Linked DNA regions of Mus musculus: all the other regions are linked to region 2. The links are chromatin loops, found by intact Hi-C in ENCODE. Cell type or tissue: left cerebral cortex. All regions are shown on one strand. Region 1 overlaps Cd200r1 (CD200 receptor 1). Region 2 has its middle 3.9 kb from the start of Ccdc80. Region 3 overlaps Gtpbp8 (GTP-binding protein 8 (putative)). Region 4 overlaps Cd200r3 (CD200 receptor 3). Region 5 overlaps Nepro (nucleolus and neural progenitor protein). Region 6 holds the start of Slc35a5 (solute carrier family 35, member A5). Region 7 overlaps Cfap44 (cilia and flagella associated protein 44).

The links. Peaks named below come from ENCODE experiments on the same cell type or tissue, not always from the same donor. Only the 100,000 strongest peaks of a DNase experiment are listed, where the experiment ranks them.
Region 1: a loop joins it to region 2, with 7 times the contacts of the local background. A loop is called at or near these places in 33 of 42 quality-filtered maps.
Region 3: it touches region 2 in a loop (8-fold over the local background); 11 of 42 quality-filtered maps call a loop at or near these places.
Region 4: a loop joins it to region 2, with 3 times the contacts of the local background. A loop is called at or near these places in 13 of 42 quality-filtered maps.
Region 5: it touches region 2 in a loop (2.3-fold over the local background); 19 of 42 quality-filtered maps call a loop at or near these places.
Region 6: it touches region 2 in a loop (3-fold over the local background); 7 of 42 quality-filtered maps call a loop at or near these places.
Region 7: it touches region 2 in a loop (1.9-fold over the local background); 14 of 42 quality-filtered maps call a loop at or near these places.

The regions. Positions count from the first base shown.
Region 1 is chr16:44,766,524-44,770,523 of GRCm38, forward strand. The region is part of intron 1 of Cd200r1 (CD200 receptor 1); the gene reads left to right. Among named protein-coding and RNA genes, the nearest start is that of Cd200r1, 2.8 kb to the left of the region's middle. In left cerebral cortex, a CTCF peak has its summit at 1,617 (motif pointing right); DNase peaks (open chromatin) are centred at 147, 470, 1,234 and 1,625; H3K4me3 peaks cover 665 bases; H3K27ac peaks cover 452 bases.
Region 2 is chr16:45,088,113-45,092,112 of GRCm38, forward strand. No RefSeq gene overlaps it. Among named protein-coding and RNA genes, the nearest start is that of Ccdc80, 3.9 kb to the right of the region's middle. In left cerebral cortex, a CTCF peak has its summit at 2,068 (motif pointing left); DNase peaks (open chromatin) are centred at 2,075 and 2,460; H3K4me3 peaks cover 407 bases; H3K27ac peaks cover 479 bases.
Region 3 is chr16:44,741,272-44,745,271 of GRCm38, forward strand. Gtpbp8 (GTP-binding protein 8 (putative)) reads right to left here. Exons shown (of 6, transcript NM_025332.3): 3 at 2,467-2,597; 4 at 1,233-1,332. Among named protein-coding and RNA genes, the nearest start is that of Gtpbp8, 3.1 kb to the right of the region's middle. In left cerebral cortex, CTCF peaks have their summits at 689 (motif pointing left) and 1,651 (motif pointing right); a DNase peak (open chromatin) is centred at 721; H3K4me3 peaks cover 829 bases.
Region 4 is chr16:44,960,200-44,964,199 of GRCm38, forward strand. All of the region lies in intron 5 of Cd200r3 (CD200 receptor 3), which reads left to right. Among named protein-coding and RNA genes, the nearest start is that of Cd200r3, 19 kb to the left of the region's middle. In left cerebral cortex, a CTCF peak has its summit at 2,277 (motif pointing right); DNase peaks (open chromatin) are centred at 2,381 and 2,817.
Region 5 is chr16:44,727,406-44,731,405 of GRCm38, forward strand. Nepro (nucleolus and neural progenitor protein) reads left to right here. Exons shown (of 9, transcript NM_145972.4): 3 at 1,837-1,916; 4 at 2,177-2,308; 5 at 2,715-2,792; 6 at 3,927-4,000. Among named protein-coding and RNA genes, the nearest start is that of Nepro, 5.1 kb to the left of the region's middle. In left cerebral cortex, no CTCF peak of the experiment used is centred here; a DNase peak (open chromatin) is centred at 2,285.
Region 6 is chr16:45,156,556-45,160,555 of GRCm38, forward strand. It overlaps Slc35a5 (solute carrier family 35, member A5), which reads right to left and starts at 2,118. Exons shown (of 7, transcript NM_028756.4): 1 at 1,827-2,118; 2 at 906-1,091. The coding sequence starts at 1,071. It overlaps Atg3 (autophagy related 3), which reads left to right and starts at 2,274. Exons shown (of 12, transcript NM_026402.3): 1 at 2,274-2,616. The coding sequence starts at 2,545. In left cerebral cortex, a CTCF peak has its summit at 1,974; DNase peaks (open chromatin) are centred at 1,257, 1,827, 2,210 and 2,735; H3K4me3 peaks cover 2,751 bases; H3K27ac peaks cover 1,621 bases.
Region 7 is chr16:44,482,345-44,486,344 of GRCm38, forward strand. Cfap44 (cilia and flagella associated protein 44) reads left to right here. Exons shown (of 35, transcript NM_001033247.1): 35 at 1-84. It overlaps Boc (biregional cell adhesion molecule-related/down-regulated by oncogenes (Cdon) binding protein), which reads right to left. Exons shown (of 19, transcript NM_172506.2): 19 at 2,701-3,455. The coding sequence ends at 3,268. Among named protein-coding and RNA genes, the nearest start is that of Gm30064, 46 kb to the right of the region's middle. In left cerebral cortex, a CTCF peak has its summit at 1,907 (motif pointing right); DNase peaks (open chromatin) are centred at 1,920 and 3,412.

The DNA of each region.
Region 1 (4,000 bases), 320 kb before region 2:
CATACAGTTACACTGGTGTATCTGTGATGTATATTTGCCTTTATCTTGAAGATATGTGGGCTACAGGAGTCACTTTCTGAATCAGGAGGTGCACGCCTCAATGTCTGCAGTTTTGTAGGAGTTCAATAGAATTTGGGGCTACCGTGCGGGTGTCCTGATTTCACTGTAGAAGGGTGGTGGGAGTTCGTGTAGGAGGCTTTTTCATGTTTCACTTTTAGTAGCTGCAGTAGCTACGAGGGAACAACAGACTTAGCTCTGAAATGTATAGTTTAACAATTTAAAGGAGACACGGTATTTCTTTCCTTTCACCAGAATTCCTTTAAAAATCACATTTTGGTCTATCTTCCAGAAAGAGAACATCACATGATAGTCTTACTGGTGAGCACACGTAAGATAACTATGATCCACCACTGCACCCTTCTGCTGAGAATTTTCAGTTATCTGTTCTTTTTGATGTGCATAGCAAGCCATTGAGGTCAGGATGGAAGAAAGCTCCGTTTCACATAGCTAGAACCTAAGCTTAGGGCGGTGAAGTGCTTTGTCCGCAGTACTTATTTCCATAAGCACCACAAAACATTGGAGTGTGCAGTTTACCCGGATTGCTTTTCACTGAGAGGCACCCATTGTAGCACAGCTGAAAACGCTAAGCTAATTATTTGTTTATAATTTGAAGGGGGGGGGAGTGTCCTGAGTCTTTCAGTAGTTGGGCTTCTCTAGAAAGCCTTTAAAGTCTGTGCAGGATCAATTTGACAGGGAAAGCCCAGTCAGGTTGTGTCAGGTTGTGTATTAGTAGATCAGACAAAAAAGCAACAAAATGGAAACATAGCAGAGTTTGAATTTTGAAAGCTGAAAGGTCCTCCCCCCCCCACCCCCCCTCCCCCAGATAGGGGTTCTCTGTATAGCCCTGGCTGTCCTGGAACTCACTTTGTAGACCAGGCTGGCCTTGAACTCAGAAACCCACCTGCCTCTGCCTTCCAAGTGCTGGGATTAAAGGCGTGCATTGGAGACACTACGTTCTCCAAGTCTCTGAAATCCAAGCTGGCATCAGAAAATCATCAAACGTTTAGAATGCCAATCAGTAAATTACTTCTTTATACACATGCTTTGACATGACAAGTTCACCAAGAATGACTTAGGATTGTGAGTTGAAAGCCAGCCAGGGCTGAGACTTTATGGCTTCGCTTAGTGCTGCTGCCGACAGGAGTAGCTCCCTCTGTGTAAGATCCATTCGCACAGGAGAGAGGGCAGGGCATCAGGGTGAGTGATAGATAGAATGCTCTTGTTTTGCCTATTTACTTTTAAATTTTACTTTAAACTTCAAACCCTGTGGTGTTTATTTAATAAAGCACCCGAGGGGAAGTTAACAAGAATCTAATCTTGTGCGTGGCTGAACGACCTCCATGTTCACAGACTGTGGCTTTTCTTTCTCCTTATTTTGTCCCATTGTCTTCAAAGTTCTTATGTTCAAATTATAGTTTCATGTCCTGATTGAGATCACCCCACCTTTTATTGAAGTTGCTGGTTTTGCCAATATGAGTTGCTAACAAGAAAAAGGAACCAACAATCCTCTACTGTTTTCTTCCCTAAAAGAATTTTGACTCATTTTCCTTGCCTTCCACTAGGGGGCAGGTACCAACAGGAGGAGACACACTGAGCCCTATAGAGATTAAATGCCACATCAGAAAAGCAAGGAACAGGCCTCATCGATTTAACCCCTTTCTTCCTTTTTAAAGTTTGTGCTAACTATACATTTGCCAGTTAGCATAACACATAGGTGTGTTTTCCTTTGGACATTAATGTTCAAGATTCTGGCGAATAAGAATACTAAGAGGTGTGTGTGTGTGTGTGTGTGTGTCTCATGTGCAAGAATGCTGACTAAAAGTTCCCAGCAATCTAAATGAGGGAGATGAAAAAAAAAAGAAATCCTTAAGGAACATTGTAAGTCAGAAAATATTGAAGTAAAAAATGTGAGGAATATTAAAACCATAGTGTGTTGAGAATGTTAGTTTTTTTGGGGGGGTGTTTGAGACAGAGTGTTATAGAAGAGTGGGCCCTGACCCACATGTTTTGGCAGACAGATAAAGAAGATAGATAGAGAAGGAAACTGGGAGGCAGGGTGTGTCACCGAACAGAGAGACCCGGAGGTTCTGTGAGACAATGAGATCCAGCTTGCACGAACAATGTGCTAAATAATAATAATAATAATAATAATAATAATAATAATAATATAATAAAGGATGAGGCTGCTTTCTGAGGCTCGTTAACAGGGAGAGAATATGGATATTGTGCAGTTGATGGTGAGGCCGTCTATTAGCTTGTAAGGAGAAGCAATAATCTCAGGCAGTAGTTTTGGAGAATGTGACAGAGGGATCCTGTTGATTGGCAGTCACACTTTGGAAAGCTTGAATTAGGAGTTGAAGTAGTAGAAGGTTCTGTGCTATGGCATTCGTGGCTGCGAAGGGAACTGTAGAGGAAGGACATGAAGGATGGACATGCCTATCCACCCTGGGGAGAACAGAAAGATCTAGAGTTTGCGCACCATATAGAAAGCAGATGTTCCCTCAAAGGCAAGACAGACGGGCAAATGAGAGATGAAGCACTAGAAATGTTTGTCTTCAGTCTGGGGAGCCATAACTATCTCTGTGTAACAGCGAGCAAGTTCTAGGAAGAGATGGGAAAGGAGACAATATCACCTACAGGGACTATGCTTAGCCTTAACTAGAAGGAAAGAAATGTTCTGAGCTTGAGAAATTAGTTGATACAGATCTTAGATTAGGTGAGGCCAGCTCAAAATGGCTAGAACAAGGTGGAATCAATGAAGGTACTCACTGTGATAAACTAACTTCTCAGTATGACCAGGTGAATGTAAGCTGATGTTGCTACCCAACAAAGCCATCCAGTGATCATCTGACTTTCTATTGTGACTGAAGAATTAATCTATGCAGTCGTTAAAATGTTATCAGTGCACAGCGAGCTTTTGTGTCCTCTCCCTTGATTTGCTAGCTCCTGACTGGGTCTAGAGAGCAGGCCGGAGGGTGTCATGTAGCTTTGGACTGAGTGATGCTAATACTCCCTAAGAAGCAGTCAACATCCATCACATTAAGAAACAATAGATATCACAAATACATGAAGTTTTTATGAGAGTTGACTATGATCTACTCATTTCATTCTTCCCCAAGAACTGATGTCATTCATGCGTTGACGCTAAGCAAAGATTTCAAGGTTTTCATACCTAAAATTTAGATGCCTTGCATGTCTGAAAAGCTAGGCTCCATTTGTTCTGAGAACACAATCTTGTGTGTGTTTAGGGGAAGTGCCCTAGAGAAGTGCCAGCACGGAGACACAACTGGCAGTTCTTCCATTTAGGAAGAAGCGATTTTCTTTAAGCATCTCTGCTGCTCTGAACTGTTGATGCTGTGGTCATCAGCACTTAGTGTGGTGTGGAGTCAGACTTAGATTGGGGTTTTGTGTACAGACATTCCTGCATCTCGGTCACCACTGTCATTGGGCACAGTGGGGAGCCGAGTAAGCTGGAGTTTTGAGAGATTTCACTGATCAGAACACTGGTCATTTATATCTCTGCCATATTCAGTTGTTAGGTGGGCGGCCTGGGGAAGGGCTTGATCTTCAGCAAAGAAACCAAACCGTCCTTTGAAGTCTCTGAAAAATGAAGGCTGTCTACTTACTGCTCTCAGTCATAGGAGCAAGGGCTATCCCTGGCGGGGATTCTGGGAGGCACATTCTTGATACATGCTAGAGTTGCTGCCTCCTATGTTCTGCATCCCTTCATGAAATTCTGAGCCTCTATCTGGTATTATTCTCCAAATCAGTTCTATCACTTTAGTTTTTATTTTACTTTTAGCGGTTAAGAAGTTCTCCCAGTTTTCTTTTATATGAAGAGTTAACTATTTATGTCTGAAATATTTATTTTACTTTCATTACCAAAGCATATATTTGCTGGGGATGTGTAGAATTATGGGTTGATATTGATCTCCCCTCC
Region 2 (4,000 bases):
ATGACCATGTTTTCTTTAATTGTTATTACATACAGAAGCCTCTCTCTCTCTCTCTCTCTCTCTCTCTCACACACACACACACACACACACAACTATATAAATATAACCTTCTCAATTCACTTAGTGTTAATTGTACTTCTATGTGCTCAGAGCTGAACACTTGGTATTAGATAATCAATTAGGGGTCTCATCCTTGGGGAAGACCATCTCTACTGATCTCAGCATCCCTTGGTTGCCTAAGGGTAGTGTGCCTTGATATTCTCCCCTTTTATATCAGCATGCCTATTGGTAGTGTACTTCTTCAGGTCTTCTTTAGGCAGCCATTTCTTTTTTGAAAAAACACACCCACTGTTTTGAAGTTTAATTTAGGTGTGCAGCTTTTGGTTGATAGTTTGAGATCAATTTCAAGTGTTTATTTGCTTTGGGGTTATCTTTTCTGAGAACCTTTCTTGGCTTCCTCGGCATCCTGAGTTAATGGTCATGGTGGGGTTTCCCTTGACCTTTATATCTTTTTATTTCCCCCTTTATCTCCTCCTATACTGTGAATACCAAGAAAGGAGAGATCATTTGCACGCTGAAGAACACAATTGTGGCCTAAGAACATCTGATCGAAGTTTGAGAGTGGAAAGAGAAACCACAGCCATGTCTACTGTGTGACTATACTGTATGTACCTCAAGGTATGATCAAATAACTTTGCTAGCCTTCCTGCTGGTGATAAAGGAATCCTGGAACAGAGGAGGTGGCTTTCCTGTCCTATGACATTGATATGCCAGGTTATTTTTTTCCTCTTTGCTCCCTGTCCCATAACATTGAGTTGGGTTGTTTTCTTCACTCTTTGTTTCTTGTTTCCTTCTAAACAAATGACTTCCCAAGCGATAGAAGAGTGTTTCAAATTCAGTTCAGTGGTATCTACTGAACATTACTTTGTGCAAGAGAGCTCTCTGCAGGTGATAGAAATTCTGGGTTCTCTGGTATGTCTGAAACAGAACATTTCTATGAATATTGGCCCAGCCAGCTAGTGGCCTTTCTTTTTGTATCCACTTCTACTTTCATTAGATAACCATATCTGTCTTAGTGAGGGTTTTGTTGCTGGAAAGAGACATGACTGTGGCAACTCTTATAGAGAAAATCATTTAATTGGAGCTGGCTTACAGTTTCAGAGGTTTAATCCATTATTGTCATGGCAAGAAGCATGGGGGTATGCAGGCAGACATAGTGCTGGAGAAGGAGCTGAGAGTTCTACATCTGGATCTGCAGGCAGCAGTAAGATACCGAGACTCTTCCTCCAACAATGCCACACCTACTCCAAAATGGCTATACCTCCTGACAGTGCCACTCCCTACGAGCTTATGGGGATCATAGTCTCTCAAACCACTACAACCTCCTACCCTCATTTTTCTTAAGCAATCCACATAAACCTTTCCTTCCCTCCTGTTCAATTACTAAGCAATCAAAACCAGAGAGTTTCCCTTCACAAAATCTCCAAGCTAGCATTTACAACATTTACTCTTGATTGAGGCCTGGAAGGTGCACATCTAATTCCAGTACTTGGGAGGCAGAGGCAGACAAATCGTTGTGAGTTCAAGGCCAGTCTGGTCTGTGTATGAGTTCCAGGATACCCAGGGCTATGTAAGGAGACCCTGTCTCAAAAGACCAACCACAAAATCAAACAACCCCTCTAAATTAATCCATGTATAGTTTTCCCTCTGGCTGAGTACACACATCACCCAGCCTCAGTATCTCCTCTGGATCTGCCCACCCCTATACAAGTCTTTCTTGGGTTGCAGGAAAATGGGCTGGTCTAGATGAGAAACTGTCAAAACTAGAAATTCAGATCCTCATAAGCCACAAATCATTCTAGGTCCCCCCATAAAGGGGTAGATGTGAACTTGTTCTATAAATTGCTCTTCGTAAACGCCCACATCCCAGACATCCCTGAAGAGCTTTTCTGACGACCCAGTTAGGGTTTAGACAGCAAGATGGAAAACTGAGCAAGCAGGAGAAATCCCAGTTGGCCCCTGATTGGGGCAGACCCTGAAAGGTCTGCTCCTGCTCGTGTGTTTAGTGCGCCACCTACTGACATGGTGTCGGAGACTAGAAGGTGAGCCTGAGATCCCAGGAAGAGAAAGGCAGCTCAGGGTTGTTGTGGTCTGTGGTCGGTGGCTTCCCCTCTGGACACCCACGGCCAGCTTGCTGTTATAACTGCTCTCAACTCTACTCCCTCACGGAGCACGGGTGTCCAGTACTGTTCATATTGTTTGGGAGGGTTCATGAAATACATGAGAATTCAGGAAATAGGATGAGATATTTAAGGAACTACCGAGAAAGGCGAAAGGTAAGCTACACGATTGTTTTAGAAAGCAGAGCTCCAAGAGGATAACTTTGCTCTGGCTGAACAAATCAACGAGAGATCCTTTATGAAATCTTTATGAAAACGGGAAACACAAAGAAACTGAAAGCATATTTTAAAAAAGGAACAGTGTGGGCAGAAAATGGAAAATGAAGGCAGGCAACCTCACTGCAGGATATCACGTCTGAACTTCAGCGCCACCCCACTTAATTATTTGTGTGATAACAAGAAATGTATTGAAACATTCCAGGCCTCTGTCAAGCTATAAATTGAGGAGGGGACTCATCCTATTACCTCCCAGGTCTGTTAAATAACAGAGTCTACTAAAGTGCCAAGCCCTTGAAAATACGTAGTAAACTGATATCTGTTGTCATTAGGGGAAAAACTAGAAGAAAATGGCAACAACAAATAAGAGGAGAAGGCTCAGTAAGAGTAGTGTGAAACATATGGGGAAATAATGAAAATAACACAGAGACTCTATTACCAGGCACGAGGAACTAATGAGCTTTGCGGTTTGGATGAAATGGGATTTGTTTTTTTTTTTTTGTTTGTTTTTTTTCTTTCCATTTTTTATTAGGTATTTAGCTCATTTACATTTCCAATGCTATACCAAAAGTCCCCCATACCCACCCACCCCCACTCCCCTACCCGCCCACTCCCCCTTTTTGGCCCTGGCGTTCCCCTGTTCTGGGGCATATGAAGTTTGTGTGTCCAATGGGCCTCTCTTTCCAGTGATGGCCGACTAGGCCATCTTTTGATACATATGCAGTTAGAGTCAAGAGCTCCGGGGTACTGGTTAGTTCATAATGTTGATCCACCTATAGGGTTGCAGATCCCTTTAGCTCCTTGGCTACTTTCTCTAGCTCCTCCATTGGGAGCCCTGTGATCCATCCATTAGCTGACTGTGGGCATCCACTTCTGTGTTTGCTAGGCCCCGGCATAGTCTCACAAGAGACAGCTACATCTGGGTCCTTTCGATAAAATCTTGCTAGTGTATGCAATGGTGTCAGCGTTTGGATGCTGATTATGGGGTGGATCCCTGGATAAGGCAGTCTCTACATGGTCCACCCTTTAATCTCAGCTCCAAACTTTGTCTCTGTAACTCCTTCCAAGGGTGTTTTGTTCCCACTTCTAAGGAGGGGCATAGTGTCCACACTTCAGTCTTCATTTTTCTTGAGTTTCATGTGTTTAGGAAATTGTATCTTATATCTTGGGTATCCTAGGTTTTGGGCTAATATCCACTTATCAGTGAGTACATATTGTGTGAGTTCCTTTGTGAATGTGTTACCTCACTCAGGATGATGCCCTCCAGGTCCATCCATTTGGCTAGGAATTTCATAAATTCATTCTTTTTAATAGCTGAGTAGTACTCCATTGTGTAGATGTACCACATTTTCTGTATCCATTCCTCTGTTGAGGGGCATCTGGGTTCTTTCCAGCTTCTGGCTATTATAAATAATGCTGCTATGAACATAGTGGAGCATGGTGGGCATCATTCCTGTTTGGCATCCTGTGCACTCTAAACAATGACATAAGAGTGCTATATCCAACACCACCTACAGGAATTTCCTCAACTCTGTGCTCAGAGTTTTCTTTATGTGCAGGGAAGACGCCTGTAACTGGGAGGGATGGAGCTGGTTGTGGGATGG
Region 3 (4,000 bases), 350 kb before region 2:
CTGGAAGTATTACAAAGCAAAATTAATGTGGATACTAACCTACCAATCTGAATTTTAGTGTGGCGTTATTTTATGCTAGTAGGGGAAAAAAAAAACAAACCTGAGATATTCCTGAAATAAAATTTTAAAGATAGTTTTTAAATTTTATTTTTATTTCATGTGCATTGGTATTTTGCCTGCATGAATGTCTGTGTGAGAGTGTCGGATTGCCTGGAACCGGAGGTATAAGCTGTCATATGGGGCTGGAATTGATCCAGGGTTCCCCAGGAAAACAGCTACTGCACTTAGTTACTAAGCCATCACTCCAGCCCAGATTTTTTTTTCCTAAGAATATTAAAATTCTACTTGTGTGTACTGTGCTTGAATCTTCTACATTCTTTGAACATTTTTGTTTTGCAAAAGTTCTGCTGTAGAAATGTTGGTTGCATGGGCTGCTGTTCAGAGTTAACAGAGCAAATGTTTGTGTTGCTATGAAAACATCATGGATGTAAGGACATTTAAGAACACTAAATGAACAGCTAAAAAACTGTGACTGTCACTTTAGAAGCTCGGGGTGGAGGGATGGCTCAGGCGTGTTAAGAGCACACACTCCTTCAGAGGCCCTGAGTAGTTCAGTTTCCATCACCCAGTGGGTGGCTCACAACCTCCTGTAACTCTAGCTTCAGAGAAACCTGCTCCCTCTCCTGGCCTTCACAGGTTTCCCACACATGTGGCATATGCAGATGCACATGTACATACACACACTCCATACATTTAAAAGCTTAAAACTGAAAGGAAGCAAATATGAAAATGTCACAGAACTTATATGTGTGTGATGTATGCTTGTGTGTATAAGTGCGCTTGTGTGTACACGTACATGTGTCAGCCTGTGGAGGCCAGAGGAGGACGTGTGTCTATTCTATCACTTGGCTTTTTCCTTTGAGCCTGGGCCCCTCACTGAACCTGGAGCTAAGTTGGTAGCCAGCAAGCCGAGTGGTCTTCTTGTCTCCAGCATCTATAACACTGGGGTGACAGGCATATACACAGTCACACAGCTCTTTATGTGGGTGCTATGGATTAGAACTTATGGCCTCATGCTGTGTAGCAAGCATTCTTACCCATGGGCCCATCGCCCCAGCCACTCTGTTACCTTCTGAGGAAATACCTGCTTATTACTAACAAGCATATTTGCATATTCAAATGCATATTAAACTGATTTCTAACTCCCACCATGAGTCTAAGGAAGCACTTACCACATAAGGCAATGCAAATTCTTCACACATTTCTATGGCAATATTGTCTAATTTTGTAATTCCAACAACACTATCCACTAATAAAAATGTCCTCTTCAAACTGTAAGAATAGAAAGAAAGTTAATGGCAATGCAGGATATAGTCATTCATCTGTCTCTCTCATACTAGGAACTTCATCCTGTAGTCTAGTAGGACTCAATGCAGTTGCTGTACTCCAATAACTAAATTTGTCAAATACCAGTTTATTTCAATAAGAACATATTAAACCGAGACTTGACACAAGTATAAATGAGACCTCCTCCTGTAAGACCTTACAATATCTAATGGAAAAAGGAGACAATATCAAATTATTATATTTTTTTAAAGATTTGTTTATTTTGTTTATATGAGTACACTGTAGCTGTCTTCAGACATACCAGAAGAGGGCATCAGATCCCATTACACATATTTGTGAGCCACCATATGGTTGCTGGTAATTGAACTCAAGACCTCTAGAAGAGCAGTCAGCACTCTTATCTGCTGAGCCATCTTTCTGGCCCAAATTATTATAATTTTTAATATTAGTTTAATTTTGCATCATTTATATGTAAAGCTGTAAATAAAATGTTTATATAGACACACATATTTTTATATATTACATATATAGTTTTTCAAATTAGTGATGCTGAGTTCAAATCCAGAGCTTTTTAACAAGTTAGGCAAGTACTCTATTACTGAGCTATATCCCTAGTCCTTTTTTTATGATTACTTTTTTACACTTCAGAAGCCTAACATTATTTTCCTCTAGGTTGTGTGTTTTTGAAACATGTTATTGCTTGATTATGTATGGAGACCAAAGAATATATATAACATTTTTCAGAGTCTGTGATGATTGAATGGACAGAGTTTACTGAATTTTATTTAAATCAATTAGCTAACAATTTTCATTTTCCAAATTAGCCAGCTAAGAGCTTGTTTTTTTTTTAAAAAAAAAAATGGATGAACTAGCTGTGGAATACTATTTATAGTTTCAGCTTGATAAAATAAATGAAGTTAAGACTCCGTTGAGCTAGGCAGAAGCTAAAAAGGCAGTGTATACCCTGGTTCTCAATATTCTAGAGTTATACAAGGATGAAGCGCACCTACAAGTAAGGCGTTTAGTATCTGCAGTGTCTGTCATGTTAGAATCACCTTGACCTTTTAAGGTGCTTTGGGGTCAAATGTCTAACAATGGTAAGAAAAAGAATGTCCTTACTTATTTCGTTCCTTTAGGTAAGTCTCTACCATGTCAACGAAGTCTTCGGGTGCTCTATAGCCATACCCTGGCATGTCCACCAATGTAAAATGTTTTCCAACTTTGAAAAAATTCATTTTCTTTGTGTGCCCCTGATAGAGTAAATGGAAAAAAAAAGCTGGCTTAAAATATATCCTTTATTTCATGCCTAGAAATGTTCATGAACCTAAGTATTCAATCAACAAATACTTATTAAAAGTTGAAGTATATATTCTGAACTACTGTAAATACAAGGGGGAAAAAAGGTGGAGAGAAGTAGCCACCAATGATTAAATCATAATTAAATCTTTTCAATTTTTCAAAAAATATGCTTAGCTTAAAAACTTTACATTTCATATTAGAAATACACAGACAAAATATTTTAGGATCTTTCCTATTTTGCTGTCTGTGAAAACCACCCAGATTAAGGCTGTGTTTGCCATCAGCCAATTCTCTGATGAGCAATGTATACAGAGGAATAACTTAAAAGTGCTGATCAAACATTTATTCTATCACAAAGATTCTTATAACACCCAGATCCGAAGTCTGACATTCATCCTCTGCAGACTAGTGTTTCTGTAAACCAAGATGTTTTTGCATGTGCAGTTTAGTGTCCTCATAAATAATTTTTAAAGAATGTACAACCCCACAATTACAACAGTGAAGTTAAAATTGATGCAAAGATAACACAATGTGGCTACTTGCGCTTTTGCATTCATGAAACACGTAGGAATCAGAAAAGGAAAGACAAACTAGAGTCAATTGTTTGGTATAAAATATCAAAGGAGAGGGCTTTTCGTAAGCGATGATTAAGTTCTTGGTTAGCGTCTTTGTCTGTTAGAAAGTGTTTTTAGAGTTGTGTATTTGAGAATGAAAAGAATACACCTTCTCTATCATTCTCTTATACAAGAGTGGGATTCGTTCTGTCTAGAATTCACCGTTTAGCTGGCTTCTGTGGTGAGGAGGAAGAGTGGTGAAGGATGGAATCCCTGTGATGAAACCAGAGACGCTACTCCATGAAGTGGGAAGGAGAAAGCTAGCTTCATGAAAGGGCTTAAACTTTCGCGGGTGAAACAGTGAGGGTCACAGCTGGTGGAAGTGTTTTGTCAGATGGACACTAAGGTAAGTGGGGCCAGCGGTGAGATTTCGGAAAAGGTTCTTTTAGGTACCAGTTGGCTGCATCAATGAAAAGGAAGGAGAAGAAGGAGAGGATAGCAGAAGGGCAGAAGATCAGAGCTATCTGTGAAGAAAGGCACAGAGTGGCCTTGGGTAAAAGAATACACACATCTGGAATATACACAAGAATATAGAGGACAAAGCAACTTAAACCCTTTTTTCCCTACAACCAATGTAGAACTAGACATTCATTATTATAGAAGAAAACAGCAATAAAATACTTAACTTTGTCAACTAAGGAAAAATTTAGAACAACAATGCTTTCCTTTAGATATTGGCAAGACTACTAAAATCAATTCAGCTATACTTTTGTTTTTCTCAGAGAATATACAGACATTAA
Region 4 (4,000 bases), 130 kb before region 2:
TGCAGCTAGAGTCAAGAGCTCCGGGGTACTGGTTAGTTCATAATGTTGTTCCACCTATAGGGTTGCAGATCCCTTTAGCTCCTTAAGCCCAGACTTTCATCTCTCTGTTGAGGCCAGCTGAAGGATCCAAATGTCATCTTTCTCTTAGACACTTGAGCAAACACAATCAAAGATGATCAGACATGAGCCTGTGCTGATCTTAGACAAATGAACAGTCATTGCCATACATTTCCTCTGGTTGGTTATCATGTAGCACATTTGTGGCATTAAGTAACCCCTACATTGGTCAATAACATATCTCCAATTTTGTAAAGATAGATATAGATAGTAGCCTACATCTATTCAGTTTACCGTGCATCTTATGACCCTGATCATTTGCTCTGGCAATGAGATGTGTGATATTTTTAGGACAACCCTCTAAAGAAAAGGAGGGATTTTCTTTTGCTTTCTAAGCTATCTGTGGGACTGCAGTACTGATGTGGTGCCTTGAGGTCCCAGAGCTAACATGAGCAATGGATGACACTGAAGATGGCAGCTCTTAAGTGAAATGAAAAAGAGGAACAATGGAAGGACTTGGGCCTGATGACCATAGAGTTGTCCCACCAGTTGTAGACCATATATTATCTGTTGTCTTGATGTGATAGATAATAAACTATGTTTTTCATGCCACTGCTGCTTTTTTACTTTGCACATAGCTGGGTTTAATTCTAGTTGAAACCAATACTTACCTGGTCAATTGGAAAGTTTACTATCATAAAACTTGATTGTGTTCTACTCATGTACATGGTATCAATTATTCCTGTTCTCCCCTTAAAGGTAATGAAAGAGATAGGAATAATGGATTAGACAGTGACCTCCAGGTTAATATTAGGACAATTGTTGCTTATGTAGGGGTAAGGTGGGCTTGTGATGGGAAAGCATTGAAATATGAGGATGTGAAAAGATGATCCTGTAGTTTAATGATCCCTAGATGTTGCAATCATGCCTGTGCTGCAGGATTGGGGGGAATAAACAGAACCATGGGCTTCCAGAAAGGATGTGAGTAGGAGGGACAAAGGAATTGAAACCAAACTAGACTCCTTCACTTGTCAAAATGACAAATGTTACTTCTCTACTCATCTCCCACTCCCACTGCTATGGTTTTTGATGTGGTGTTAGAACAAAAGAGTAAACCACTATGCAGCTGCCTTGTCCAAGCCCCCACCTTCCCTTCTCTACACAGATGTGAAATAGTTCCCTCTTTGAACACACATGCACATATCTGCACATATATCTGTATATGTGCACACTCATGTATGTTTCTATATTGTGATGCCTCCATGCCAGAACATGTTTATTTCTTTCCACAATACCAGATTTTACTAAATAACATTGGTAGCAGTTTGCCAGGTAGTACCAATTCCCTTGATAACTGACTAAGGCAACCCAATTTATTTTGTTCCAATCTTAACTACTAATATTGACTCTCAGACCATACTTTATATATCATACAGAAAATATATCTATTTTCTATATATTTATGCATCTATATGTATTTATCTGTTTTTATCATCTAGCTACTTATCATCCATTATCTACCTATATAGGTTACAGAATGTGTTTAAAAGGAATAAAAATCTTCAGCAGGCTTTAAGAAATTACAAAGAAGTCTAGTTGACAAGCACAAACGAAAACAAATAGGGATGTCAGAAGATTCTTCAGGGAGAGGAAGTGTCCAGTAACTAACCATTGAAAGCCTGTTGGAGATGCTGCTGTGGCTGCTGTAGGATCAAGTAGTAGAGACAGACCTCAGATGCCTGAGTGGAGCAATCTAAGCAAGGTGCAGGTACAGACCAGGGAGGCAGTAGAGGCCAGAGGTCAAGAGAGATGAATGGATGAACTGATGACAATTAGAATGAACCACATCAGCACTGAGAAACAAGCCAACATGACACCCCGGGCACAGTCAGAAATTATCTGCTTGTTGGTCCCTTGACTCACACCCAGGGTGGTCAGATGACAGGTTGGTGAGGCTGCTATCATCACAACACATTAGGTGTTCTCCTTATGTGGTCCAGGTGAGGATGTATTAACTCTTCCTCAGTCTGGTCCTTGGGCCTGGCTTTCCTGGTGTTACTTTAATATACTTATATGGTCTCAATTGGCTTTGATAAATGTATTGGGTGGTTCTGCTCTTTCCTTTGGGAATAAGTAGGGTAGTCTGATCACAACACAATAATTACACCCAAAAATCAATATGGTCTCCAATGGGACCATATTGGGAGCAAACCACAGTTGAGAACCACTAGATGGTGCTTCGACTTAATCCTTTTGAACATCTTGAAGCAAACCAAAATCAGCATAGCCTCAGACAAAGTAACCCCGCTTTTCCTTAAATTTCCCCTCCATACAAGCCTATATCTTGTTAACTCTAGCTTTTCTTGGGAGGTGTTTGGAATAGTTACAAAAAGAGGCAGAGCTAAACTTCTGCTTTAAGGAGAAAAAGATCTTCTCAGTTCCTAAATGTGTACTGCTGTTTTCACTTAACTTTAGTAGAAACATTTTGCTCACCAAATAAGCTTCAAGGGGATTGTCATAGGTGAGAGAAGGAAGGTCACTACACTGTCTTCATGGTGAAGCCAAGGTTAGTACTCATTTCTTCCCTGTCAGTGTCAATGGCTTCAGATAAAATTAGCTTTTCTTTTCTCCACTTCCTAGGCCCTCCCACATCATATCTAGAGGCACACATGGTATTCTAATGCTGGCAGGAAGCTTCAGATAAATTAGGTCAACTTCCCTTTTTTCTAAAAGAGGAAACCAAGACTCTCAGATTCGGTGGTCATGGGGTGTCACTAAGAAGTCAGAGGCCCTGCTTTACTTCTCCCCAAGAGAAGGGAGATACTTTCTAAGGCCAAGCCAGACAAGAGGAAGAGTTTGGTCAGCTCTATTTTAGATCACATCTTGCTCATGCGGCCCCAAAGCCCCCACCTCCCTCACCTCTCTTGTCTGACTGGCCAAGTTCAAGTGATAGCTCTTTATCTAATTCATGGAAAAGAAGATGTTAAGATACTTATACTGATTAGATCTTGTGTAGAGCTGGGCAGAGCTGGGCAGAGCTGGGCAGAGCTGGGCAGAGCTGGGCAGAGCTGGACAGAGCTGGGCTTAGGATCTATCCTTTACCAGGCATGAGTCCTTATGAGAGAGAAGCCTGAGAAGACCTGGTATACTGTGAAAAAGACAGAACTAGAGGACATGCATGAGTCCTTGCTAATGAAGAGGAAGACAGTAAAACTGAGTTAAAAGATGCATAAAAATCAGACAGTAGGCAAGGTCGGGGAAGATAGGCATAGCAAGAAGAGGGGATGGGCTGTGAGGGTCAGGGTAGGGTCTTCATCAGGGTGATGGAAGCTGTGTTGTTTACTCACATACAGCTTTTGTTTCTTTTATTGGCTATTTTCTTTATTTACATTTCAAATGCTTTCTCCTTTCCAGGTCTCCCCTTCGGAAATCCCCCATCCCACCCTTGCCCCCGTTCCCCTGCCACTATGAGGGTACTTCCTCACCCACACTCCTGCCTTCCCACCCTGGCATTCCACTACACTGGGGCATCGAACCCCCTCAGGCCCAAGAGCCGCTCCTCCCACTAATGTCCAACAAGGCCATCCTCTGCCACCTATGAGGCCTGAGTCATGGGTCCCTCCATGTGTACTCTTTAGTTGTTGGTCCACTCCCCAAGAGCTCTGGGACTTCTGGCCAGTTGACACTGTTGCCCCCACCATGGGGCTTCAAACCCCCTCAGCTCCTTCAGTCCCTTCTCCAACTCCTCCACCAGGGACCCTGTGCTCAGCTCAATGGTTGGCTTGGAGCATCTGCCTCTGATTTTGTCAGGCTCAGGAAGAGCCTCTCAGGAGACAGCCATATCAGGCTCCTGTCAGCAAGCACTTCCCAGCATCCACAATAGTGTCTAGGTTTGCAACTGTATATGGGAGGGATCCCCAGGCAGAGCAGTCTCTGGATGGCC
Region 5 (4,000 bases), 360 kb before region 2:
CATCTTTAATCTCAGCACTTGGAGACAGAGGTAGGTGGATCTCTATGAGTTTGAGACCAGTCTGGTCTATGTAGTGAGTTCCAGCACAGCCAGGGCAATGTAGAGAGACCTTGTCTCAAATGAAACAAGCAAGCAGGCAAGCAAACAAGTGTATTTTGATTCTTTCCAGTTTAACTTTCTCTATGTACAGTCTAACAGTGCCTTTGCCTAGTTCAAAAGTAAACTAATTTAAACCCTAAAATCTTAAAAAAGAAAACAGTTGTGGTTTAGGGTTGTGGTTTACTCCTTTGGAGTCATAATCTAATCAGCAGTGTGCTGGTGTAAGTGGGTTTATGGTAAGTTGTGGTGTAGAATGGTTTCATGTACATTTTAGATTAAGAAAACACTGTGACTTTGAGCTCCAGGACTGTAACATGGCAGAGAGCTGCTGAAGCTGGCTTCTGCATGTACCGTTCATGTGGCCACTTAGGTAACGCTGCAGGTACCTTTAAAAGCTCAGCATGCTGGGCGCTGTGTGACACAGCCATCTTTCCAGTGTTTACTTATTTTTCTCAAAGTTCTCTGTTGGCAGTGCGTTGGATCTACAGCTATGAAAAAGACAGAGTTTCTCACTATACAGACATACTCTTTCTGGTTAGCTAGACTCCTACTGCTTAAGGCCCAAGAGATGAAGATTCCCTTGTCAAAGAGGATCATGGTCTTTCCCTAAATTTTCTTCTAGGGCAGCTTTTACCTAGGTTTTTGAATCCAGGATCAAACTTATTTACTAGCTTCCTTGCTGATGTTCCTCCCCTTCCTCCCTTCCCCGCCCCCAAATCATATTTTACTCACTATTTTCCAAGTGTTACTGTCTTGGGCTGTTAATAACTATCTGAAAAGATGGTGTCCAGACTTGGACATTAAAAAGCCAGCCCCAGTGAATTTAAGGACCGAGCTATGCTGAGGTAGAGCCCATAAGTGTGACTAGTTTTCAGCAGTATATATGTAGCTCTGAAAATATAACAGCTCTGACCAGGATCAATTCCCATAATCCTTTGCCATGTTGGTGCAGTCCAGGGAGCACCTATGGTGGGCGTTCCTGACAGCTAGAGAATTCATACAGGTTTTTGTATTCTACATGGATTTCTCCCCCCCCCCCCCACAAGAACCTACTAACCCGTTCTAATAACTGGATCACACTCGTGAACAAAACGGACAAGTTCTCTTCTCGATGGGGAGTTTATAGTATAGTTTGGAGAAAAGGGCAGACAGCCGGCCAGCCAGTCAATAACTGGTATACCAACTGGTAAGAAGTGCTATAGGGAAAAGCAGAGAAGGGGGGATTGCAGTGTTAAATAAAGCATATCCATTTCAGCATGTAGTTAAGTACTTGATCTGTCTACCTATCTTTATTACTATAAACTGGAGTGTATCATATACTTATTGCCTAGCATATCTTGCACATAGTAGGTGTTCATTGTAGTTACTCTGACTAAGTCACTTTCTTCATTTTTGGTGCTTATAGACTGTTGAAACTGAGTTAAGAATTTGCTTTCTTGTTTTATTAGGCTCCCAGCTATAAATGTGCTCCCTCAACAAATTAGAATGTTGAGACTTACATTCATTTTGGTCACTTTACAGCATCAAGTACATTTGGCATGTAGTAACTTTCTTGAATTGAGAAATTTGTTGGGTTGGTGAAATTGTTTTGGGATTTGGGTTTCCTTGGCCTTAAATGGGAAGGCCTTATGTGGCTATTTCCATACCATGAAATGCTTTGCTTCTTTGCACTCTTGGTCGTATCTGTGAGACTGCTGTATGTACACATACTAATTTGAGCTGTGTTTCCTCCTTCAGGTAGAACAGTGCTTAAAGCGTTTGAAACATATGAATTTGGAGGGCTCAATTGAAGACCTGTCACAGTTGTTGTCTGCCAAGTAGGTGGTCCATTGCTCTGTCTGGAGCACCCTTTGGTATTCTCTGCTTGGTGGTGAAATATAATCAGCTATGCAAAGATGTACATGTTGCGTGTTAATGAGGGGAGCCTGTTGACTGATGGGAGGGACTGGTGGGACACTGAAATGGGACTCATAGGTTGCAGTGAAAGAACAGTGGGCATAGCCACCTCAGGCTGCATACTGCTGCAGAGATGCTGTGTTTGGAAAATGACAGTCACGTTCTTTCTGTGTATGTCAAGTGCAACTCAGCCTGGAGCTACAGAAAACCGCGTCGTCCCCAGCCAGCCGGTGGTGGAGGTGGTGCTGATGAAGGTTTTGGGAGGCTGCAAGTTGTTACTGCGCTTGCTGGACTGCTGCTGCAAGGCATTTCTGTATCCTTGACTACAGGACGCCTTCTCTTGACTGGAAGCTGTTTGGGTCTATTTGGCTTCTGTTCAAATGCTGTGTTCTTAAGGCACTGTAACCTGTGGGGATTCTCAACACTTTGCCTTTTGGCTCCTCTTCCAGCAATTGCTGTTGTGGCTGGGGCCAGGGACTCTGTGTCTCTACCTAGCAAGTACTCCAAGAGCTTGGTCTTTAGAAATTCTTACTCCCAGAAACTAACTAACAATAGGAGCTCTAGTAGAATAGATAGTTTTGCTTTTAGTGTAATGTGACTTTATTGCCATGTTAGGGCTTTAATATCTTCAAAACTTTCTTATAAATTCTTTCCTAATTGTAACTTACAAATCTTAAATTCCCTTGGTTTTATTTTTTCCACCTTAACATATTCCTCAGGTTGACTGTGAAGCACTTAGGGCTAAAGGAATTCATTATTTTGAACCTTGTGATGGTTGGACTGGTGAGCAGGCTATGGTACGTTCACATTCTGCATTCTGTTTCATCTTTATCCAACACAAGTTTCTTGTTAGAGTTCACACAGTTTCGTTTCACACTCTTGCCCTGGGATCTGAAGGTGCAGCCTTCCCTTTCTTCCCATGACAGTTGATTTTCACATTGTTAGCTGGATAGTTATGTCAGAGGGCTTTTCTTCTGAAACCTTCACCTTGACTCTGAGTAGCTCAGAAAGTGATTTTCTAGGACCTAGGAACTATAATAATAGTAAATAATAATAATAATGATAACAACAACAAATAATGTTGGCAGTAGTAATATTGCAGTAGGCTTTTGAAAAAGCTGCTGTTCCTGGGCTGGCCATATCTTGGTTCTTTCTGACAACTGGTTGTTAATTTGAATAGAACTTAGAAATACAATTTGACCTTCCTTGCATGCTCTAGACTTCTTTTCTGCCTGACACACTGCTGCTTTTGAGCCATATTTGGTTGATAGAATTAACACGTGTAATATTTATAAACTAAAAAAAAAAGGCATTTCCGTGTGTGTGTTTGTGCATAAAGTGGTTTGATGGATAAGTAGGCACAGAATTGGATCATTAGTTCTGATTTGAGTGTAGCAAAACTGTCAAACAACAGAGACACACCCTTTTTTTTTTTTTAACATCTGGACCAAAGTTTGCCCTCCCTCCTTTCCTCCTTCCCACTCCTAGGCCCCTATCCACTCCTCAAAAAAGGGCAGGCCTCCATGGCTATCAGCCATCCATGACATATCCAGTTGCAGTAAGACTAGGTACCTCCTTCCTGTTAAGGCCAGACCAGGCAACCCAGTAGGAGGAAACGGTCCCAATAAGGCAACCGTCAGAGACAGTCCCAGCTTCCACTGTTAAGTCTCCAACTGTAGCATATGCGCAGAGGGCCTAGGTCAGTCCCGTGTAGGCTCCTGGTTGGCATTCAGTCTCTGAGCCCCTATGAGCCCAGGTTAGTTGATTCTGTGGGTTTTCATGTGGTGTCCTTCAGCTCTCTGGCTCCTGCAGTTCTTCCTCTACATCTGTTTCCATTAGTTTATTCTGCTTATTCTTAGAAGTAGTAGCATTTGAAATTACTAAATATATATGTACATATATAAATATAAAGAGCTTCTGTTTCTTTCTAGGGTTCTCCATAAAGGACTTTTGAGAAGGCTCATTTCCTTATATGAGCCATTACTCAGCTTGCGTCAGGAGATCT
Region 6 (4,000 bases), 68 kb after region 2:
AGGAAGAACCACCTTACCTTTGGGGAACAGCATTTCCTGGGCTAATATCTTAGACTAAATAAGAAAGTGAAAATGAGCTGGGTGTGACTTTTTAAAAAAAATTGAAAATATTTTTCCTGTAATATGTCAATGGATGGTAGAATTCTAGTTAGGTGGCAGAAGACTACAGTGGATGAAGTGTATTTAGCAGATCTGGGGAGTACATTTCAACTTTCTGGGATTATAGCTATCGTCAGTTTTGAGTTGCCATGTGGATGCTGGGAACTGAACCTACAGACTCGAGAAAACCAGCCAGTGTTCTTTGCTTCTGGGGTATCTCTTCTGCCCCAAGCATACTCTCTCTTCTTGCTTGATGCCTGTGGGTGCCATGTGAATAACTGCTACGAGAGCTTCCGCTACCATGACCTCTTTGCTTGGTGAACCCTACGCTCAGATAGTGAGCACAAAGAAACCCTTTCCTTAACCTGCTTTGGGCAAGTATTTTGTCAGAGCAATGAGGAAAGAAACTAATATGCTATTAAAACAGAGCCTAGGGCATGATATTAACTGAAGTCGAGACTTACATTCACAAGTAGGAGCCCAACTAGATAACTAAACAAATATATTGTATTTCCAAATAAGCTATAGTTGTATGTTTTACTAGAAATCCAGAAACACTTGTTGGGCATCTGGGTATAATCAGATGTTAGATACACTGTGCTTTACCTTGCACTTAAATGATCCAAATTTCATCCAGGGTTAAAAAAATGTTGCCAAGGAACACACAAGGTTAAAGTTTAAATTTTCAATACACTTTATCATGGACACAAAGCATAGTACTTTAAAAGGCATCACGTATAATTTATTCATAAGAACACCAGGCAAATGATTAAAAGCACCCCATACACATTTCCATTTTAACTCACCTTCATTGGCAGAGTATTTTACCAGTAAGATTCGACTTGAACTTAGAGTAATGAATATAATGCCTAGCAGGAATGTGTACAGCGTTGGTGGGCCTAACCCAGGGCGCCTGGAGCATTTTCTTTCCATTCCACGGGTTTTTAATTGCCTTAAGAAGATCACTTTCATGAGCAGCCCCGTCGGCAGACCTAAGGATTAAACACAATGCAAAGACTGAAGACTGTGAAGAATAGAAAAGGAAACCTGTAGAAGTCTGGCCACAACTACAGCAGACGGAAGACAGCCGAGGACAACAGAGAGGACTTAAAGGAAACAAACCATACTGCCAACATCTGATAGGAGAGGCAAGTCTCAAGACAGAGAGGGGATGGCCAGATTGGAAATAAGTTAGGAAATGTGTAACTGACAGTTTGGGACTGCAGAAAAGCAGTTTATTCGTATTAACTTTGGTCCACAAGGAATGAATTTTGGAATGGCCTTTCCTTTCAGAGCAGAAAAAGAGCTCACTGGGAACGATTCTTTTACAGAAGCGACCTCAGTGCAAATAGTTGAATCACAGCTAATGACTCTTAAGTGAACCAGGATGGGACCAGAAGGCTCATCTTGGGTCAGTGAGCCTAACTGGTCGGTCTTTCACGACAGATGGTCACGAAACTCCAGGCAGGGTAAATACTTGCCCAACGCGCACAGGTAGGATGGGAACATAGAGCCGTCAAGGGCCGCAGACACAGGCCCAAATCAGAGAGCAGGTGGGCACAAGCCAATGGACAGAAGGCCAATGGGTCAGCACTCCTCCCACCTCCACCAGGTTTCCCTCACTGTCAGGGAAACCCTCCCACACATGCGCAATAGGAATCGCGGGCGGCTCCCAAGCCCCTTAACACGCTCGAGCCACAACACTCAGCCCGCGAGGGCGCGGTTACCTCAGTCGCTCAGGGAAGGTTCTAGTGCAAGAACGGACATCATAGAGCCGACATAGTGACTGCCTAAGTTCGTAGTAGCAGCAGTAGGTTTTGAAGGCCCATTGGTGGGGAAACTATGAGCCGGGAGCAAAGGCGACAAAAAACAAAAAACAAAAACAAAAACAAACAAAAAACAATAAAAATCAACCCTTCTCACGCTGCCTTCCAGGGCTGGAATACAAAGCTAAGAGCCGCCCGCTAGGGAAGAGCAGCCTGAGCGGCCATTGCGCAGGCGCGCTCATTCCAGCGCTTCCGGGGGGCGGGCCGGAGGGAGCAGAGGCCGGCCGGTCCCGCCCCCGCGGGCCTCCTTTTGTCACGTGTCCTGGGAGAGTCGAGTCACGTGAGGCCTTAGGTGGCGGCGGGGCTGTTGGGAGAGTGTGAGAAGAGGAAGGGGAAGCCGGAAGGGGTGTTCAGTGGAGCTCCGGGGAAGAGAGACAGCTTGGAGAAGGCCGGGGGCTGCGCGCGCACCCGCCTCTCGCTCAGCCGGCTTGGGCCCTCTGCGGTGGCGGCCAGGTGACAGCTGGGCCGGGCCTCCGCGTGTCGCCGCCCCTCCCCCCCGGCCGGGCCGGTGCCGCTGCGAGGTTCGATGCCAGTCGGGCACGTCCGGGGCAGTTTTTGACTCCCCTGTGGCCCGGATTGCGACAGTCCCTCCGTGCCCTATCGCTGCTCCAGCCCCAGGATGCAGAATGTGATCAACACGGTGAAGGGAAAGGCTCTGGAAGTGGCCGAGTACCTGACCCCGGTCCTCAAGGTAAGCGGGGAGGGTCTGGCTTGCTCTGCCCTGGTTGCCCAAGTCCCGGTCCCCAGCGTGGACGGGGTGTAGAAGGTGGAGGGGCGAGTCGCGCGGCCGGGTGCTGCCTCTTGCCTTGGGCTCCTGGGCCAGTCCCAAGGCTTGCTGGCTTCCCCGCTTCCACTAGAGTGAAACTGGGTGCCTGCTGTCTCCACTGATCAGTGCCGCCTTGGAGTGCACGGCTAGGTGGTGCGGAGCAGAGGTACGAACGTTCTGACATCCATAGTCTTTTAAATAGGTAGACTGGGTTAACCTTTGAAAAGATGACAGCTTGGTGGCTAAACAGCATGCCACGTTTCCTTCCAAGTTTCATAGGAAGTTTTGCTTTTCGGGTGATCTAATTCCCAACTTGCTTAGGTTTCAGAGGAACATAGTAAACTGTGACATGTTAGTAACTCTGAGCCGAACTAGAGCGAAACTTGACGTTTCTCAAGCCTTTAAGGTAGCCGTAAGTGATTATTAATCTTGGACTTGAGTGATCCTACAGCAACAGTTCAGCACAGCCGATTGTATATTGTATAGATTGGAAACACTATTGACATTTTTAGGTGAAAGTTGTGATAGGTTAGCTGTTAGCACAGATTGGATTACTTGCTTTCAAAAGTAAAATTTCAGGGCTTCATTCAGAGCTTTCTTACACCTTCTAGGCTACATACGGTAACTTGATTTTGCTTTGTAAAAAGCAAGCAGTAAAAGAGAAACAGATAATTTTGCGTAGTTTTTGTTCTGTACTTAGCTTTCAGTTAGAATTTTACCAATCTTAGTGCAGGGGTGAAATCTGCTGATGGGCAGAGTAGGCTGTTCGATCTTTCCTTGGCAAGGGGGGAATGCTTTCCAATAATTATTACCAAAATACTTTTGGGCCAGGCGTTGGGGTTGCACACCTTTAATCCCAGCACTTGAGAGGTAGAGGCAGGCGGATTTCTGAGTTCAAGGCCAGCCTGGTCTACAGAGTGAGTTCCAGGACAGCCAGTGCTACACAGAGAAACCCTGTCTCGAAAAATACCAAAAAATAAAGTAAAATAAAATAAAATACTTTTGAAAAAAATACATTTTTGGATCAAGTTTGAAGAATCTGGAACAATTGCGAATGTTTCTTTTATATGTATACAGTGACAGTCATTTTAGTTAAGATTTACTCTTTTACTTAAGAATTGGAAAATAATTTCTACATTGACATCAAATGCTTCTTTTGTATGTTATACTTCCAGAATATTGTATCTGTGTAGATTCACAGTGTTTTAATAATGTACCATCAATTTAACTTTTAGTCTGAGGGAGAGATGAGCAAAACACTTCTCAATTAAATATAACATGGCTATCTTGTATAGCACTTGCATTTTGT
Region 7 (4,000 bases), 610 kb before region 2:
GTGTCGTGTCCCTCCAGCGGTGACACTTTGATTTCCCAGGTGAATTGTTACCAGAAGCCCCTGCTATGGCAGAGGGCTGTGCTGAAGAGTCCTTACTGAGTTTCTGTACTGCACATCTGAGAACACAATCGCCAGCGATGTACAGACAGGTCTGCGCCCTTCCACACAGAGTGTCAGAGTGTATTGAACAAGGCACATCAGGTTTATTGGCTGTGATTTATGGAGTAGCCTCATTTCCCCCCACAGCTGGCTATTGGTATTTGTAGCCTTTGACTACACTCTTGATCACTAATAGTAGAGCTCAGATCACAGGTTACATTTCACACAGTAAAATGTCATCTTTGTGAGCACACGTATCTGCAAATGGATACAAAGATGCTAGAGGCCACAGAGCCTAGAGAGGCCTCAACCAGAGGCAGCAAGGGCGCTGATATGAATGCAGTCCTTTAAAACGGTTAGGCGCTATTGAGGCCAGTTGGAAGCCAAGCCCAGATGATCCAAGCCACATGATCGAGCCCAGTTAGCTATCTGGAAGCAATGCTCAGGTTTGACACTAGCAGCAGAAATGCTGGACTTTTTTTGATGCAAGGCTCAGGGCTGGGTCCAGATGGACCAATGGCAGCATCATAGTAGAAGCCTCTAGAATGCTTTGTGTGTCAGCAATCCCTGGCACATTTTCTGGGGGTCAGATGACTGGCTAAAGGCTGTTCTCTCACAGTGTTAGATACTCTTCTTTTTATGGTGTCCAGATGAAGGTCGAAGTGTATTAGGTATGTTCTTGGGCCTGTTTGGGTTTTTTCTGATATAATTCTAACACATTCATGTATCTGCATGTTCCCTGTCTACTTTGGTGAGTTGGTAGGTAGTACGGTTTTCCTTGAAAGAATATCCTAAGCCTAACCCATGGTTCATGTTGGACATGGTAGTAGTGTTTGTGCATACCAACACAGCATGAAGAGTCTGCCTCTGGATTTTTGTATTGCTCATGTAAAGGGAGGCAGATTAAGGGCAAGGCCACCTAAAAAGCAATCAGTCGCTGGGCGTGGTGGCGCACGCCTTTAATCCCAGCACTTGGGAGGCAGAGGCATTCGAGGCCAGCCTGGTCTACAAAGTGAGTTCCAGGACAGCCAGAGCTATACAGAGAAACCCTGTTGCAACAAACAAACAAACAAACAAACAAAAAAGCAATCAGTCGTTGCCTCATACGGTATGAAGTAGATTGAAGTAACTCCGTCTCTCCACTCAGCTATGCCTTTCATTGATGAAGGCAAACAGGTGCTAATCATAGCCTTCATTGCTCATTCATTCATGCGTAAAAAAGTTGCCTCAAAACTTAGCTTTAAAAACAAGTTATTGAGCTAGAGGTTAGAGGTCTGTGGGTCTCAGGATCTGGTAGCAGACTTGGGAAACAGGATCCTAGGGAGCCTGGACAACTCCCTTCAGCGTCTGACCATCCTGAAAGAGTACAGTAAGCAGGGTGTCTATACGTTGCTTTTAGTGGCGCACACCAAAACCCATTTTGACATTTACTTTAGGTCACGGAGAGGTAGAAGGCAAAATTAGGTTTTACAAAAATAAAACAAGCTTCCAACAGCCTGTCAAGTTAACTACAGCTCAGATTTGAGCTGCATTAGCAAAGACTGCAAGCATTAGCTCTGCCCATTCCTCTCCTGGAAGTGACCGCTAAAGGCTTCAGTATGTGTTTGAAATCACATATCTTACTTCTTCCCTTGCAGGATTAGACCTCACGCTCTTATAATTTCCATGTTCCTTACACTTATTTCTATAAACACGTTAAAAGCCACTACCTTCCTGAAAATCATGCTGCATTTTGAGGACAGTTCTTATTCAGATTAGCCGTCTTTGTAGAAAAACGGATGCAAGGCTACCGATGGCTAGGTGCAGTACTCCTTTCCACCAGCAGATGGCGGCCTTATCCCAGTCTACCTTAGATCCTGCTTAGCAAATTCTTGGAAAAGCAGTCTGATACAACTCTTAATAAGATTAAATGTGTCAGGCTGAATTCCAACTCCTCATTTTCCTGAAATATACAATCCCTCCCCGCACAATGAATACTCAAAATGTGTGAAGACTTGCATTAAAATGTTCAGTTTCTTATTAAGTCTTGTGCCACACATAAAAGTTTTAAGTTCGCACGCACACACGCACGAATGCACGCTCACACACTTACCCCTATGAATGATCTTTTTGTGGAACAACATTAAATAAATGTTGGCTTGAAATGAGTCAACTCCTCCAGCAATGGTAACTTTAGAATGAAAGGAACCTACTAGGGACCACGTGTTAACGGGTGGCATAGTACTAAGCTAAATGGTGTTTTGGAAGCAATAGTTGGTCTTTTAAAACACACACACACACACACACACACATCCCTACACAAGAAGAATTCACTTCATTCCTTCAATATGGCAGATGCTCACCTCCAGTCCGGCAAGAGAACAGTGAATTTGCTTCCTGTCTGTGTATTCCTTCTTGGAGTAAGCAGTTTGTAGTGTCATGTTACATGAATCCAAATTCAGCATTCATTGTTTAAAGAGACAAAAAAATATGAAAAATATTTGCGACTGTTCCCAGATTTTATCTCTGATGGGTTGGAAATCATCTCGAGCAGGGCTTTACTGCAGCCACTCAAAGACGGGACGCCGGACGTCTAAAGAAAACGCTGACTCACTCGTGACTAAGATGAAGGTTACAAGGAAGACTAAACATTTATTTAGAAGTTACAGTGTTTGTTTTTACAGAGATATGTTGCCACCGATTATTGATTCTGGGAGACTGTTAATGCTTAGAGTGCTGTACACATCTGGGGCTTTTCTCGTGACATCTTGGAAACCTGTCCTGTGCCACCAAATTGGAGTGGCTTCCAGGTGGCTCCAGTCTGCGGCATGATGGCCTTTGCTTTATCCCTGTGTTCTTCATGAACAGTGTGCTTAGGGTCCTTCCACCAAGTGGCCCGAGGGCCTCCTGGTGTCCGTGGTAGCTGCAGGTTCTGGGATCCATCTGCAGCCTGACCATCTATGATACTCATTTCCACTGGTCTCCAGTTACTCAGCTGCTTGCTTTCTGTCTTGTGCCAGAAAGGGGAGGATTCCATATCTCTCCAGAATTATAGAAACACATATACATTTATTTACAAGTGCATAAATATATAAATATGGCTATAATAGAAAAATAAATACCAATTTTTCTCTGTCAACAAACAAACAAACAAACAATATATAGTCTTTCTGGGATATTAGCTTCGGCCTAAATTGTGGGAGGTGGTGTTTCAAAGGACACATGAACTGATGGGCTAGGCGAGAACCGCATCCCACGTTCCTGTCCTGTGTAGGTCCCTGATGGATGCTGGGAACTCCAGTCTCCTCCACCCACTTGGCAGGAGTCAGAACTGTCTACTTCTTCAACTGGTACAAGACCTAAACAGCACTGGGGCCCTGTGAGGGGAAAACGTAGGCGACATTAAAATCTAGACTCACTATGCAGTCCTGCGCTACTCTCTACCTATAGCTGGTCACACTGGCCCTGGAAGGGGAGGACCCTTACAATTCATCTATGTTGGGACCAAAGGCATTAGACTTCAAAGCACTCGACTTGTAGCCATCAGCTACGTACACACAAAACACAAAGGGATGCCCGGCTCTCTCTAGCCAGGCTGTGTTCTACCTCACGATCCAACCAAACCTTGTTTTCATGACGACTGGCCTGGCTTTGGAGCTGATGGTCTTTTAGAATTTCATGTCCTAGAGACAGGGTCTAGGGTCCTCATGGCAGGAGCATGCACCCCCGGGGAAGCTAAGAAACGCCAACTCATCCTCTGAAGTACCAAGTGCCCCAACTAAGTCCTGGTGGATTTGCTAGACGTAGGTAGAGAGGGAGCTATGGGCAGGGGTAGCACCCCCCCCCCCCCCCGGCCATGAACAAGTTTTGTGGGCGTAGACAGTTACTATGGTGACGTGTGCACATGCATGGCTTCCTGGTG